2 separate regions of the Homo sapiens genome follow, and region 1 is linked to region 2. The links are chromatin contacts, found by Hi-C in ENCODE. All regions are on one chromosome and are shown on one strand. The core of a region is the stretch at or near the end of the contact, and the rest is flanking DNA. Distances in the headings are between cores, read along the strand shown.

Region 1 (3,582 bases), core at 50-2,549, 340 kb before region 2:
AAGAGCTGGTTTGCTGGCTCCGCTGCACCTTTCTGCTTAGTTGTTCTTACTGAGTGGCTTCCATTCCTCATAATTCCAGCTGTCTGCTGCAGCTCCAGCCATCACGTTCATATGCCAGGCTGGAGAAAAGATGGAAGGGTGGGAAGCAGAAACGTATGTCTATTGCTTCCGTTTAAAAACCTTTCCCAGAAGCCCACACAGCACTTCTGTTCATTGTCTAGAACTTAGTCTCTTGGCAATACTTAGCACCTAAAAAGGGAGAGCAGATATTCCAAAGCAACAACCATCTCTGTCATTCCCATCTAATTGTTTTCTGGGAATAAAAGCTTTGTGCAAATGGACTTACTGGATCAAAGCTTTTCCCAGGTTTTTGTTGCATATTGATATACTGCTCTTCAGAAAGATGGTACCAAGTTAAGTCTAGTAATATGCGAGAATAACCCGCCGTAAGTTTTCAGGTTCTTTTGTGTGCATTTTATGGGCATTTTTAAAGCTATTTTTCTGAAGCTGCATTTTTTCTTTTGTTTATTAAATCATACATTCTATAAAGAGTGAGGTGGAGATTTTACTATTTACAATTTTGTCTTCAAAATCTATGTCTGTACAAGTAGAATATTCATTCCAAGCACTGGAAGGACATTTTAATGTTATTCGCACGTATTTCCTCTACTCCTAAGAAAACTTATTTGGAGGTTGCCAGTTGAATTAATACATTAATCAAAGTAAGGCAGCTCTCTCCTGTTTTGAAAAACTTCCTGTCAATTAAATACAAGGCACAGTGTAAAAGTGGCTCTGCCCAAGTTAGTGTTTAGACAGAAATGTTTGTATTACACCGTGGTGTGACCATCAGCAGCTCCATAAATAAAGGAATCATCTGCCGGCGCTTCCCACCTTTTGGGTGGGGTCTGTTTTCTCCTTCAGTGGAAGGACATTGGGGTCATCATCATTACTGCTGAAATGTTATTACTTTAGATTTTATCAAAAAACTTGGTGTCACCAGGTCTGAAGGGAAAAAAAAAATCAAACTTTTTTCTTTTTACCCTCACACACCATCCAACACAGCACTTCCGATTCCCTAGCAGACACCAACTGGGTGTCCTGTAATTTCATTCAATTCTGACACTACCTACCCAGAGATAGTATCAGATCTCACAGGCTAAGGGCTTAGTCCCACAAGACTGCACCCCCTCCAGCCCACCTTTTTAGATGCCAATTGCAAGCTACAGGTGGTGACCTGTGCTTCTGACTAACTCCCTCCTTGGATTTGATCCATTTGCTAGAATGACTCACATAACTCAGGGAGACACTTCACTTACTTTTACCCATTTATTAGAAAGAATGTTACAAGGGATTCAGATGAACAGCCAGGTGGAAGAGATACATAGGACAAGGTACTTGGAGCTTCCACACCCTCTCTGGATGTGCCACCCTCCAGGAGCCTTCACATGTTCAGCTATCCAGAAGCTCTCTGAACCCTATCCTTATGGATTTTTATGGAGGCTTTATTACATAGGCATAATTGATTTCATCACTGGTGATCAGCTCATCCTTCAGCCCCTCTTCCCTTCCCTGAAGGTTGGGATGTGGTGTGGGACTGAAAGTTCGAATCCTCCAGCCATGTGGTTGGTTCCCCCTGGCAACCAGCCCCTTCCTAAGGCTATGTAGGAGCCCACCAACAGTCACCTCATTAAAACAAGAGAAGTTCCTATCACCCAGAAAATTCCAAGGGATTAGAAGCTCTGTGTCAGGAGCCGAAGTCAAAGACCAAATATTAAAACCAAAGATTCTCCTAGCACCCCTATCTACAAGGGTTATAGGAACTCTAGATCGGCAATGGTGACAGAGATTTATTTCTTAATATATCACAATATCACACATGGTTTCCCGATTTGGTTATTCAAATTGGTTTATATTAGCTTTTTTTCATCTTTCTTTATCTTGCGAGTGTTACAGAATAAAACTCACTTCTCTTCAAAGTTAGAAAAGTGACCAGCCAAAGGATTACTATCACTGAGGGATCATTTAGAAACAAGTGATTATTCTAATGCTACTAACTTAAATAAAAAAAAAAAAGTTGGTGAATCAGTAGATGGCCGTGCCGTATATATTCTTGCAACTTTCCTATAAGTTTAAAGGTATATCAAAACAAAAAGTTATATACGCACAAATAGATGTTGATTTTATATGATTTTTATCTGCTACTTTCATGAAGAAGGATGGGGTTTGAAGTCATAATTGAAACAGGTACATATTTTTGTACTTTGTTAAGTAAAAAATTAAATCAATCATGTATTTTTTATTAACATCCACTTGTGGGTACAAAGATACTTACTGTTTGGAGTTTGCATAAACATACTTGTTTAAAAACAACAGCATTTTTTAGGCTAAATCTGTTTTTCCATTAGTTGAAGTCATAGAACCTTCAAGGCTTCCTGCATTTCTGTACCTGGTATGTCCCCTCACATTTTGGAACTATTATCTCCTTGTAAATTATTAGAAAAATTAAATTAGATTAAAACTTCTTGAGCATTTCTTTATTAGGAAAAATGGAAATCCATTACATATTCTTTTGCTTGCATTCAATCTTACTGTGCTTTTTACTGCAAGCTGAAGTCCCCTTTCTACTTTAAATGGGAGAGAAAATCTTGTGCTGACATGAGATGCTCATTACCACCAAGGCACTCATTACCAACAAGGGCAGTAAAGGAATCGCAGCTTTGGCTGCCTCTCACACTGAATCTGAGAGTTGCTATTATTAGAATGCAAAAAAAAAAAAATTGTGGGGTGCTGGTGGGGGAACTATGTGAGACTTGTGGTTAGCTAGACCTGTGTTTTAAGAATATTTTTGTCTCTGAGTCAATTGTTACTTAACTACTCGACTATATGAAATCAAGTATATCAGCCAGGTGCAGTGGCTCATGCCTGTAATCCCAGCACTTTGGGAGGCCGAGGCAGGCAGATCACCTGAGGTCAGGAGTTCAAGACCAGCCTGGCCAACATGGTGAAACCCCGTCTCTACTAAAAATACAAAAAAATTAGCCTGGCGTAGTGGCGCATGCCTGTAGTGCCAGCTACTCAGGAGACTGAGGCAAAAGAATCACTTGAACCTGGGAAGTGAAGGTTGCAGTGAGCAGAGATCGTTCTCCAGTCTGGGTGACAAGAGTGAAACTCCATCTTAAACACACACACACACACACACACACACACACACACGAAAGAAATCAAGTATATCTGTAGTTTTTGCAGTAAATTGATGTCTACCATTATTTCTCTCCATTTTCTTGTGTTCATTGTACTATAAGGTGTTTATTGATTTTTTTTCTTTTTTTGCATTTGAATTACTCAGATCCCTTTAAACAGTTTGGATAGATTTTCACAAGGGAAAGGAAGGGAACTAATATTTATAGTGTGTCATGCATATCCGGCACTGTGCTAGGTGCTTTACTTTTGTTATTTGATGAAATTCTCAAAACAGCCTCATGTAATGGATGTTCTTATGCCCATTTTACATTGGAGGAGACCAAGGCTTGGAGATGTTACTTACAGTAGTCTCTTAGTCAGTTAATGGCAGAAACAGATCTC
Region 2 (3,327 bases), core at 224-2,723:
AATAATCCCCAAAGCTTTTATGCAGGACTACGAGGCTAATGTTCTTTTAAATATATGGGTGCAGTTCCAGATGAGAGAGACGAGTGGACTAGTAAGATGAGCCTGAAGAAAGCATTTGGCGGGGGAGTTCCTTCTGCAAGTCAAGTTTACTTCCAGGCTGGGGCACCATGAGCAAAACTGTGAAGTGAAGGTTTGGTCTTCAGGGCCTACCTCCCCAGTGTATGAATTTCTCCTCTAGGTCCACCCTCCCTCCCACCGCTGTACCTGTCCAGCTGCCAGGTATTCTTATACTATATACAATCTCTCCAACTAAAGTGCTAAAGTAGGAGTTGAGTACAAGATGCAATATGTGAGAAAGTGGGGGAGGATTGAGCCAATAAGAGGAAATGATGGACCCCATGTATTAACATTTCCGTGGAATGGAATCACTGCTATACAGCATGCCATTCAACATAATTAACTCAGAAGAACATTAATATATTTTACTTAAAAATGCCCAGTAAGCAGACTGTGATATGAGGATTTGTGTGTAGATAGTGCTCTTGGAATCAACTAATATGGAAAGAATGAGAAATGAGTAGGATTGGACAGGGAGTGAGGTTAAGCAGAGATGCAGCCTCAACAGAAGTCACAGCCAACACAGTTCTGAAGATAGGGTGACCTTCAGCTTTCCTAAGCTGGAGTGAGAGAGCTGGGCTGTTATGTCCCTGAAGCAGTCATTAGATGCAATCTTGAGCAAGGTAGCTTTCTTCAGCCAAGGCTCTCTCTAAAGGAGGCTGACGCCTGCTGGAGTGAAATGTTCTTCATTCTTGATTGGGAATCTAGGGGTGGCATCAGAATGTCCACTATAGTTGCTCACCAAAACAAGTAGTTTTGGAAATTAAGAGTATCAATGAAAGCCAAATTCAGAAAGAAAAGATTTGTAAAGCAGAGGGACTGACAATAGACTTTGATGGTGGGCGAAATGTTTCTTTTTGTTTTTAAAAGCAGTCCTGTGGTCTGTTAAGTCTCATATCAAGGGAGTTTGCAAGTCAGTCCACTGCTCTGATTAGTTAAGAAAGGATCTACTACATGCATTCCACAAACACTTCTGAGTACTCTACCTGCTGTATGCCAGGCATTGTGTGATGTACTGGAAGGCAAGGGTTAGTGCTAAGTAGATTGTTACAGATTTGGGAGCTGGAGGTGGGGTTGGTTAATGTCATAGGACTATAACTCCCATGGATCTGTGGAAGTGGGAGATACAGAATTACGGTGGGGAGGGAGCAAAAGAACTTCACTGCAATATAGAATATAGAATTAAGATCCAATAGGACTAATATGCACAGCCTTGAGGGCAGGGAGGAGGTACATGTGATCCACACATTGGAATGTTCAGAGCAGGGATTCAAGGCTTTGTCACATTGAGTAATTGCCACATTGACTAAGATCACAAAGCAAGAAGTGAAACCAGAAGTGAAAGCTAGGACTATGCTGCCTACTATTTTTATAGCTTTAGTGTTTGCTCATTGTCTGGTTCTCCGTAAAGAAGTCTGATTTTAAAAGCTCTATTTAAATACACTTCATTTGTCTATTTCAGGAGAGATTCAAATATATACTTGGCAGATACCTGATAGAACTGGTCCTACCTCACTGGACTTTGAATGCATACCTTGGTTTTACTATTCAACTGTATCTGTGGCTAAGGTAAATTTTAAATCAAATAACAGTTCTTATCCTATCTCCTCCCAGAAATTATAACGGAAGGAAGAAGGTATTTATCATTGCTCTTAAGAACCTTAGTTCCATGTAAACTTTCTATTAAGTAACTTAATTACTGTTCAGCTTTTATTCCTACATTGGTCTGCATTTTTCAAGAGCAAAATAAACTATTACCTCATGATTACTTAGGCTTATAATTCTTTGCATAATCTCACTGTGAATTGAAAAATATATCTAATTATACAATAATAGACTATACTTTGTTCCACTGAATAGTATTCGAATTACAGAAAACAACATACACTAAAGAATTTTAAAATTCAGTTGGATGTGGTGGCTGATGTCTATACAAAAAATTTTAAAATTAGCCAGGCGCAGTGGCACATGCCTGTAGTCCTAGCTACGGGAGGCTGAGGTAGGAGGATTGCTTGAGTCCAGGAGTTCAAGATTATGCTGAGCTATGGTCACTCCATTGCCTAGGTGACACAGCAAAACTTGGTCTCTAAATAATAATAATAGTAACAATAGTAATCATAAATAAAGAATGGTATAATTCTATGATTAATAAGAAATATATATATACATATTGTGTGTGTAGGGGGGTGTATGTGTGTGTGTGTTTATATTTAAAACCCTCAACTATAGGGTTCAAGTTTATTTGCACTAAAAAAAAAAAAAAACAGTGCAAGTATTCTATTTGAACTCTTATCTTGGCCCACTCTGCCTGGAACAAGAATCTACACAGAGATTTAATTCAAAAACAAAATGAAGACAAACAAACCAAGACTCTCAACTAAAAGCTGCTGCAGGGGCAAAAGCACAAAGGTGAAGGGACTAACTCCTTTAGACTTCCTGCCAACCAACTTCAATGCCAGGAATTCTAATTAAAACCAAAATTCTTTTTTTATTAAAATGTCAAAAATAGAGCTAAATCCACTGAAAAATGTATCTAAAATCCCTTTCAGAGGTTTGGTGTTCTCTTTAGACTTCAACTCTAATGAATGAGGTTACAATTTTTCTTCAATCAAACATTGAGCATGTCAAATATTTTGTTCTTCACTCTCAGAATCCTGATAATTAAAAACTCAGGATTTGACCTCATTAAAAACTAAAACCGGATTCTACCTCTTTTATTTTGTGGGGGAAAATGTTAGTTGTGGCCACAGTGAACGATCTTGCTTTGCCTCCTCAGGACCTTCACAGTGGACTGGTAGGCCCTCTCTCTGTATGCCGCAAAGACATCAACCCCAACATAGTTCACCGTGTTCTCCACTTCATGATATTTGATGAGAATGAATCCTGGTACTTCGAAGACAGTATCAACACCTATGCTTCAAAACCAAACAAAGTGGACAAGGAAAATGATAATTTTCAACTCAGCAACCAAATGCACGGTAACATTCACTCACTGACTCACCAATGGTAACCCACAGGTTGCTCTGCACAAATGAAACAGATGAAAGGGCCTCGCTCCACACTGTTTATAGAATTCAACTACATATAACTGGTATGGATCATGTAGACCAGGGGTCAGCAAATTTTTTCTGCAAAGGGCCAGATAGTAAAGAAGTTAGGCTTGCAGGCCACATGGTCTCTATCATAAGCCATACTCTACTCTGCCACTGT

The links. Hi-C counts contacts between places; a loop is a spot of excess contacts on that map. Pooled maps may share reads with other maps.
Region 1: a loop to region 2 is called in a pooled map, with 2.9 times the contacts of the local background. The contact joins two enhancer-like sites. A Hi-C loop is called at or near these places in 2 of 37 single-sample maps with no recorded cell type and 2 of 50 pooled maps.

What each region holds. Positions count from the first base shown.
Region 1 is chr3:149,584,753-149,588,334 of GRCh38, reverse strand. All of the region lies in intron 2 of WWTR1 (WW domain containing transcription regulator 1), which reads left to right. Among named protein-coding and RNA genes, the nearest start is that of WWTR1-IT1, 65 kb to the left of the region's middle. Within about 2 kb of position 1,299, at least 6 of the 41 ENCODE cell types and tissues checked have a DNase peak (open chromatin) inside an H3K27ac peak, as active enhancers do.
Region 2 is chr3:149,244,022-149,247,348 of GRCh38, reverse strand. It overlaps the pseudogene CPHL1P. Among named protein-coding and RNA genes, the nearest start is that of CP, 24 kb to the right of the region's middle. Within about 2 kb of position 1,473, at least 7 of the 41 ENCODE cell types and tissues checked have a DNase peak (open chromatin) inside an H3K27ac peak, as active enhancers do.